Regions from separate parts of the Homo sapiens genome. Here all the other regions are linked to region 2. Evidence: chromatin contacts called from ENCODE Hi-C or POLR2A ChIA-PET data. All regions are on one chromosome and are shown on one strand. Each heading gives the region's core, a stretch centred on a gene start or an enhancer-like site at or near the end of the contact. The rest is flanking DNA. Distances are from core to core; before and after follow the strand shown. Region 1 has its middle 87 kb from the start of THY1. Region 2 holds the start of HMBS (hydroxymethylbilane synthase). Region 3 overlaps USP2 (ubiquitin specific peptidase 2).

What was found. Hi-C counts contacts between places; a loop is a spot of excess contacts on that map. ChIA-PET counts read pairs that join two places held with the same protein, here RNA polymerase II (POLR2A). Pooled maps may share reads with other maps.
Region 1: a loop to region 2 is called in a pooled map, with 5 times the contacts of the local background. The contact joins the enhancer-like site here to the promoter of HMBS in region 2. A Hi-C loop is called at or near these places in 1 of 50 pooled maps. POLR2A ChIA-PET finds 5 or more read pairs at or near these places in 3 of 52 experiments (SK-N-SH, activated B cell and activated CD4-positive, alpha-beta T cell).
Region 3: POLR2A ChIA-PET joins it to region 2 with 14 read pairs in HepG2. The contact joins the enhancer-like site here to the promoter of HMBS in region 2. A Hi-C loop is called at or near these places in 5 of 50 pooled maps. POLR2A ChIA-PET finds 5 or more read pairs at or near these places in 10 of 52 experiments (H1, HEK293, HepG2 and 7 more).

Annotation. Positions count from the first base shown.
Region 1 is chr11:119,508,960-119,511,952 of GRCh38, forward strand. No RefSeq gene overlaps it. Among named protein-coding and RNA genes, the nearest start is that of THY1, 87 kb to the left of the region's middle. RefSeq lists silencers at 1,456-1,545, 2,209-2,398. Within about 2 kb of position 1,297, at least 2 of the 41 ENCODE cell types and tissues checked have a DNase peak (open chromatin) inside an H3K27ac peak, as active enhancers do.
Region 2 is chr11:119,083,587-119,086,394 of GRCh38, forward strand. HMBS (hydroxymethylbilane synthase) reads left to right here and starts at 1,295. Exons shown (of 14, transcript NM_000190.4): 1 at 1,295-1,480. The coding sequence starts at 1,448. RefSeq lists enhancers at 896-1,593, 1,523-1,572.
Region 3 is chr11:119,367,191-119,370,082 of GRCh38, forward strand. All of the region lies in intron 2 of USP2 (ubiquitin specific peptidase 2), which reads right to left. Among named protein-coding and RNA genes, the nearest start is that of USP2, 13 kb to the right of the region's middle. RefSeq lists enhancers at 1,235-1,379, 1,251-2,181 and a cis regulatory region at 1,301-1,314. Within about 2 kb of position 1,626, at least 21 of the 41 ENCODE cell types and tissues checked have a DNase peak (open chromatin) inside an H3K27ac peak, as active enhancers do.

The sequences.
Region 1 (2,993 bases), core at 47-2,546, 430 kb after region 2:
GTGTGTGTGTGTGTGTGTGTGTGTGTGTGTGTGTGTGTGGAGTGTGGAGGGATGGTGGAGACTCACACAGAGGTTTATGCCTCTGTTCACACTGCCATGATCGAGGCATGAGGCTGGGCATGATGGCTCATGCCTGTAATTCTGGCATTTTCAGAGGCTAATGATGGAGGATTGCTCGAGTTCAAGACCAGCCTGGGCAACATAGTGAGACCCTGTCTCTACACACACAAAAAGCCAGATGTGGTGTCGTGTGCCTCTAGCCCCAGGTACTCGGGAGGCTGAGGTGGTAGGAATGCTTGAGCCCAGGAGTTTGAGGCTGCAGTGAGCTATGATCGCACCATGGCACTCCAGCCTGGGTGATAGAGCGAGACCCCATATCTCCAAAAGGGGTGGGGGTGGGGGGGAAGAGGAATGAGCAAAATGCCTGGGCTTGAGGGAATTCAGGCAAGGGGCCACCCAGGGTGAGTCTTCAGAATGAGTCATTCTCATCAAGGGTGGGGCACACTTCTGCAGCAGTCAGTGCTATGGTCTGAATGTTTCCCCTCAAGATTCTTACGTTGAAATCTTGGCCCCCAAAGTGATGGTATTTGGAAATGATGGTATTTGAAGGGTGATTAGGTCATGAGGGTGGAGCCCTTGTGATTGGCATTAGTGCCTTTTGAAAGAGTCCTCAGAGAGCTCTGCCCCTGCTAAAATGTGAGGACACAGCTAGAAGGTGCTGTCTGTGGACATGAAAGAGGGCTCTCACCAGAGACTGAATCTGCTGTGCCCCAGTCTTGGCCTTCCCAGCGTCCAGGACTGTGAGAAATAAATTTTTGTTGTTTATAAGCCACCCAGTCTATGGTATTTTGTTATAGAAGCCCAAAAGAAATGAGACATCTAGGGTTCATAGCTTTAGGCAATAGAAGCCGATTCAGACCAGCTAAGCAGAAAAGGAATTTATTAGAAGAATATGGGGTGTCTCATGTAATCAATAGTGTTAGGGAGGGCTGGAGAACCAGACTTAAGACTACGCTTCCAGGCACGATGCCCACGACATACAGAACTAGATGGATGGGGAAACCACAGCTGCTGCTGCCTCACCAGCTTCAGCTGCCACTGTCACTCCCCACTGACTGCACTTCCAGGCCAGGAACTTAATCTTGCTACCGTTTCTAACCCCCAAAGCTGGACACATTCTTACCACCCTTGTCAGCATGATGGGTTCTGGGTATGGTCTCCTTCCCCAAACTCCTCCCTTCTAGAGAGGAGTCTCTGGGGAGTGAAGCCAATGGGTGGAGTCAGAGACATCTGCTGTGCTCCAGCTGCAATGGAGGCTGGGTAACCCAGTTTCTGCTTTCTGCTTTCAGAAGGTGTGACTCATAAGACTGGAAACTCCTGAACGTAGCAAGGATGCTGGCAGCCAAGCCAATGACTACAAACATGATAAAGTCCATTACAAGGATGGAAAGTCCACAGAACAGAAAATGTGTCTATTTTTTCACCAGTGACCCTCCAGCACTCAGCTATGCCTGGAACAAGGTAGACAGTCAGAATAACATGTCGAATGAATGAATGAATAAATGGCAGAGAGGGTGGTGATGATCAGGGGGCTTGGACAAGCAGTCCTTTTACTTACAGATATCCCAGGAAAGATTTGAGGCCTCTGGACAGCTCTTTGAGCTTAATTTGGACCAGTCTTGCCACCCAGTCTGTGATCTGGGCCATTGGTCTGATTCTCTACTCTTTGACGAATGGGCAAAGGCCTGGCTCTTGGAATTGGGTGAAAAGAAATTGACCCAGCTCAAGTGGGGAAGGTTGAAGCACACATGGCTGATGATTAAAACATATATTGATTTCAGCAATCTCTACACACTTTCTCCACTGTTACTACGGTGGATGTTGTTTAGCCCAGTGTCCAGTCTGAATTTCCTCCTTCCTGACAGACCCTATTGTTGTTCTGGCACCCCTCCTCAGGGTGTGTGTCTCAGGGAAGGAGTTGGTCTTATCCCAGCTCCTGAACCACCTGCTTGGTCTAAAGTAATCCTCTCTCCTTACCAACGATTGGTCAAGAGTGGGCCAATAAGATGCAAGCAGGTATTTTTGGGGGTGGGATGGAGGAAGACATCTTTACGCTTTTGAAAGAGTTTTTGAAGGTTGCTCTAATCTAGTTTTCTCGGAATGTTGTTGTGGGTGAGTCTAAGGCCCTTAACTGCCCCAGCCATCTCTGATCTAGTCATAGATAGCGTACATACACACACACACACACATGCACACACACACATGCACACACACACACACACGTCACAGGGAAACAGGGCCAGGCTTCCAGACAACACCAGCCCTGAATTCTGCCCTACCTGCAGGTTTCCAGAGCTCCATAAGATCGGAGCCACTTTGAGTTTTGGATATTCGGTGTTTTGTCTCTGAGTACCCCCCGACAGCTACCCGGACCACTGCTTGCTCGTGTGTGTGATGGCCCCAACCCCAAGGCAAGACTGGCATCTGGCTGATGCTGAGGGGCTAATAAAGGATGGCCCCCTGCCCGTTCTCAAATGCCCTCCTATGGGTGCATGTGAGTCTGAGATGCATCAGGGACGGGCTTTCCTTTCAAGGCAGCCCTGTGTCTAAAGGACCCTGTTTAGGATAGAAATGCTCCAAGAATAGGTGACCCACAGCCAGTTAGCATCGCAGAGCATGAAGGAGTTGGTCAGGGAGGTGTGAAGCCAGCTGCCAGCCACCCTAGGGACTTGGATGGAAAGAGACCTTGGGCAGAGGGAAGAGAGGCAGAGCTTCCCTTCTGCCCAAGGTCTCTGTTGAGCAGACTCTGCTGAGCACGTGGCATGTCCTGTGACCCCCAATTAGGAAAGCAGTTGCGGGAACATATCTGCCTCCACATCACCGCCCCACAGGGGCATGGACTGCTTCCACATTATTTAAAGAGAAAGGAGGGCATGTTCTTCAGGTCTCCAAAGGGCTCCCTATTTCCCTGGGAGGGGAGTCGGGCGGAACAT
Region 2 (2,808 bases), core at 45-2,544:
GCCTGGGCAACAAGAGTGAAACTCCATCTCAAAAAAAAAAAAAAAAAAAAATGGGCGTCTCACTCTGTCATCCAGGCTAGAGTGCAGTGGCACCACCACAGCTCACAGCTACCTCGACCTCCTGGGCTCAAGCGATCCTCACACCTCAGCCTCCTGAATAGCTGGGACTACAGGTGTGTGCCGCCACACCTGGCTATTTTTGTATTTTTTGTGGAGATGAGGTTTTCACCATGTTGCCCAGGGTGGTCTCAAACTCCTGGGCTCAAGCAATCCTCCTGCCTTGGCTTCCTAAAGTGCTGGGAATATAGGTGTGAGCCACTGCACCTAGCTGGGTGATTATTAATAATCATGATTGTTAATTATGTTCATGATTACAGGCGCGGTGGCTCACGCCTGTACTCCCAGCACTTTGGGAGGCCGAGGTGGGCGAATCACCTGAGGTCAGGAGTTCAAGACCTGCCTGACTAACATGGAGAAACCTCATCTCTACCAAAAATACAAAATTAGCTGGGTGTGGTGGTGCGTGCCTGTAATCCCAGCTACTCGGGGGGCTGAGGCAGGAGAATTGCTTGAACCCGGGAGGCGGAGGTTGCAGTGAGCTGAGATCGTGCCATTGCATTCCAGCCTGGGCAACAAGAGCGAAACTCCGTCTCAAAAAAAAAAAAAAAATTATGTTCATGGGAAAGCACTTTTCCTAACAAGCCCTTTTCTCACTACATGTAGCGTTTGTGCTCCCACTTCAGTTACTTGTCTTTAGGCATGACCTTTAATCTCTCTGAACCAGTTTCCTCATTTTAAGAATTGAAATGCTGGCTGGGCCAGTGGCTCACGCCTGTAATCCCAGCACTTTGGGAGGCCAAGGCGAGATGACTGCTTGAGTCCAGGAGTTCGAGACTAGCCTGGGCAACATAGTGAGGCCACCTCCCCGCTGTCTCTATAAAAAAATCTAGAAATTAGTCCCACGTGGTGATGTGCGCCTGTAGTCCCAGCTGCTTGGGAGGCTGAGGTGGGGGGATCGCTGAAGCCGGGAGGTCAAGGCTGCAGTGACCCGTGGTCATGCCGCTGCACTCTAGTCTGGGGACACAGTGAGACCCCGTATCAAAAAGAAAAATGCTGCCTATTTCAAGGTTGTAGCAAAGCTAAGTTTGAACAGAGCAAAGGAAGCGCCATAGAAGCTGCACTACTTGCTCATGTCACAGCTGGGGAATGGGGTGGTCGAATGGGGAGGTCCACTGTCGCAATGTTCCAATTCCCGCCCAGAGGGAGGGACCTCCCCTTCGAGGGAGGGCGCCGGAAGTGACGCGAGGCTCTGCGGAGACCAGGAGTCAGACTGTAGGACGACCTCGGGTCCCACGTGTCCCCGGTACTCGCCGGCCGGAGCCCCCGGCTTCCCGGGGCCGGGGGACCTTAGCGGCACCCACACACAGCCTACTTTCCAAGCGGAGCCATGTCTGGTAACGGCAATGCGGCTGCAACGGCGGTGAGTGCTGAGCCGGTGACCAGCACACTTTGGGCTTCTGGACGAGCCGTGCAGCGATTGGCCCCAGGTTGCCATCCTCAGTCGTCTATTGGTCAGAACGGCTATCTTTTTTTTTTTTTTTTTTTTTTTTTTTTTGGTCCGAGTAGCTTTTAAAGGGCCAGTAGCTCGGTTGCCCTCCGGAAGGAATGGGGAAATCAGAGAGCGGTGATACTGGGTTAAGAGTGGAAGGATTGTTTGGAACGGAACTCCGGTCCCTGCGGGCATCTGGGTGGGATTCCCATCAGGCCTGGGATGCACGGCTCTAGATTTAGTGACCCAGACCAAGAACGTTCGTCTACACAGACGGGGTCCTTTCATTCGAGGCTGGGCTGAGGCGGATGCAGATACGGCCCCTTTGGGAAGACACGTTCCACTTTTGATTCATAGGAGAGAGTATCAGCCAAGCCTCCGAACTGCACACAAACGTCTTAGAAGTGCGCCTTCTTTTTGTGTTATAGTGGTCTCCCAGCCACAGCCAACGCTCCAAGTCCCCAGCTGTGACACACCTACTGAATTACTACCGTGGGTGGGAGGCCGCCGTGGGCCTTTCCATTACGAGCCTGCTTGCCGAGCCCTGGGCTTGTGCACAGACAAACTGCAGAGCTGGTGGAGGCCACTGCCAGGCCGAGATAAGAAAGAGATGGGGAGCTGCTAATCTCCCCCTGTCCAGCCTGTTGGTGAGGGCTGGGATCTTTGCTCTTGCAGTCATTCCAGAGCCCTGGACTAGGAGTAGGAAGATCTGAATTGTGGCCCCAACTCTCTTTCGGTTATTAGCTCTGTGACCCTAGGCAAGTCACCTCATCCCTTGATGCCACCCGTTGCTTCTGTAACATGGTCCCAAAGGTGCCTGTCTTGTCCACCTGATAGGATTTTTGAGACGACAACAATATGCAAAAGCAATAGCTTCAACATAGAAGTGCTCAGTGTTTTATTTTTTAATGAAACGGTTTGACTTGGATATGCTGTGCACATTCAATGAACTTAAGGAATTGTTTGAACCTAGTAGTTCTGGGACCTTAGAGTCCTTTCTGTGGGCTCCCTGTGGCCCAGAATTTTGGTGGCCACGTTTAATATCAAGCCTAGCCTAATTTGCAAAGGGTCTCCCAGGGTTAATTTATTGGAGTGATCACATGGAGTAGACCAGAGTCTGAGGGCAGAAAGCTGTCACCTGCTTCGGCAATAGAGGCCCCAGATGTCTGGGTGCAAAAGAACTCCATAGCACCCCGACCAACATGGTGAAACCCCGTCTCTACTAAAAATATAAAAATTAGGCCGGGCACAGTGGCTCA
Region 3 (2,892 bases), core at 376-2,875, 280 kb after region 2:
CACAAAGCTAAACTGAGCTGGGCTCATTCCTGCATCCTGACTGCCGTTCCTCAGAACCTGGGCTTGGCCTGCTTCCCTATAGGATAAGTAATTTTTGTCACCTTAAATCCTTCCTGGCATGAGATGGAGTGATATAAATGAAAGTTAGGGCTAGCTCTATGAGGGCGGGGACTGAGAGTATTCTGCTTCTCTCAGATCTGCGTGGGCAGCTTAGGCCAGGGTTTGGTGACACTGCTGGGGCTAAGGCAGATGTCTTAAAGCCTGGCTCCCAGCATGTGCCTGCGATTACCACCGCAAATGGACAGACCGGTGGCCTGATTGATTGATGGATGAAAAGGTAGGGGCTCTGAGTCCTTGTTAGGGGTTGGGCTTTTGCCCCACAGTGCACCTTGGGGAGAGAGGGTCAGCCCATCCTCCCCACTCTCTGTAGGAAGGTCTGCTTCCCTGCATGACGTGGACCCCAAGAGGCCAAAAGCTCTGTGCACCTTTGAGCCCAGGCAGTCTGGCCTGAACCAGCTGGATTCCAGAGGCCCACACACCTCCTTCTTTTGCATGTGTCTCCGTCTGGGGCGCTAGTTTTATGTACGTATTGAGGTGAGAGAGTACAAGGGGCCACGTGTGCAGCTTTGGGCTCTGAACATGATGTTCATTTCTGCAGCTGGTGGTCAGTGGAGCGGCTCCCCCAGGGGCAAGGAACATTTTGCCAGGCTTGGATTAACTTCTGCATTGCTGAGCCCCACCCCAGCACCACATTAACTCATGAAGACATCCTGGAGTGGGGGTGGAGGAGGAGGCGGGAGGATGGTGCTGGGCACCGATTGAGAAATTGAGCCTGGATAAGGCAGTACCAAGGCTAACGGCCAGGATACAGCCCACAGCCGGTCTGCAAGGGATGGAGACATCAGTGTCTTGCTGATTCTAGTCACAAACCGCAAACCCACTGCCCTTTCCTTCGCAGCAGCTAGTACAGCTCCTGGCCAAGGGGCCCCTCTGGCTTAAGGTCCTTTAGTGACCTTCTCATGCTGCCAACACAGATTCATGACCTCAGGAAGTTCAACCTCCTTAGGGTGGCTTAGTGATCCCGGGGTGGGAGTAGGTAAGGACAGACCCCAGGATCTCAGGCTGCCAAGCTAGACAAACAAGGCAGCAGGGATACAGGCCAGTGTGGCTGCGTGAACGGAGCGAGAACATGAGGGACGAGAGGCGAGTTGTACTTCTCACCTAGGAGCTCCAGGACAGCCCCTGCTATCCGCAATTTGTTCTCTTTGGAGTAACCTCCGCTCACTGCAGGGCAGCATTCAAGTCCAAAGTCCCACCCCAGGGAAAAATCACATGACCTCAGCTTATATAATCTCCCTGTCACTGAACAGCTGGAACCCAAGGCTTCGGAAGATGAGTCAGCAGCCCCAGTGGCAAATAGGACCCAGGTATTCAGTTTCCCAGACCTTTTGCTCCTAGAAACAGGTCCTAGAGCGGAGGGCAAGGGTGTGGAAGAGACTGGGTGGGTGAGAATAGGCTGGGCCAGACTCTGAGCCTCAGCCCTGGCTCTGCCTCCGAGTTGCAGGTGCCCAGCTTGCTGACTGTGCTCTGGAGGGCCCTGGGCCAACCCCTGGATCTTCTTGGGGAGAGGAGAGGGTGGCCTGGGCAGGGTGGGGCAAGGGCTGGGCAGAGGCCAGCGGGCAGAATGCCAGGGCTAGGGAGGAGCAGCTGGAGGGGTGGAGCTGAGGGGGATTAGGAAGGATTGTAGGGGTTAAAGCGCAGCCCTGGCAGGGCTCAATGGGAACAGCTCGTCCTTCCATAGACCCCGGGAACAGGAGAAGTGGGGCAGAGTAGGGAGATGACAGGGTTGGGACTGGGGCTCCTGGGTCTCTGCAGGGCTGAGCCACCTGAGCTGGCTTGGAGTCCCCACTTGGGTTAGTGAACACTTTTTTTCCACCATCACTGTTCCTCCTCTCTGCATTTTAAGCAGAAGGTGAAGTCTCAGGGGAGGCCCTCATTATACAAGTGCTGAGCTGCGCCCCCCTGGCCTGGCATTTTGTTGGTGCTTACACAAGCATGGGGAGGGGATAATTCTGAATTTATGTGGCGCCCCCTGCCACCCGCCCCTGCCCCCCGCCAGCTCTGTGCTCATGCTCAGCTGAGTCTGTGATATTCAAAGTTCGTGTTGCCTATTACTGTTAATGAGGGAAAGAAGTCTGGCTAGAACTGTTCTCCCTGGTCACAGCCTGCTGTTGACCTCCCTTAATGAATGCCAGCTGTAGCTCCAGTCAGCTATCCTGAGAATCCCCTGGGACACAGGATGTACTTTTTTTTACCTCTGTTTCTCCCACGGGGTTGGTGGGGAGGGGGCTTCCTACTCTAGTCAGCTGCCAAACGCCCCCTTTCTATGATCTCTTTTCCCCCCTTAAGTTTAAATGACCTCTTCTGCAGCATTTTATTGATTTCACATTCCTCCACCTTCATTATTTGCTTTGAGCCTCATGGCATGCTTGAGAGGTGGGCAGGGCGGGCGTGATTGTTCCCTTTTATAGTCTAGGAAATACAGCCCAGCTGATAGGTGTCCAAGGTTAGAGAGGCCAACTGTTCCTTCCACTGGTCACGAGCAGCCCGTCCCAGCCTCAGATGACCTCTCCCTTTCCGTCCACCTGTGACACTCAAGAACACCCAGGGCTGCCTCCCATTGTACCTATTTAAGAACTTCTTCTTGGCCAGGCGTGGTGGCTCACACCTGTAATCTCAGCGCTTTGGGAGGCCGAGGCGGGTGGATCACCTGAGGTCAGTTCAAGACCAGCCTGGCCAACATGGTGAAACCCCGTCTCTACTAAAAATACAAAATTAGCCTGGTGTGGTGGTACACGCCTGTAGTCCTAGCTACTTGGGAGGCTGACACAG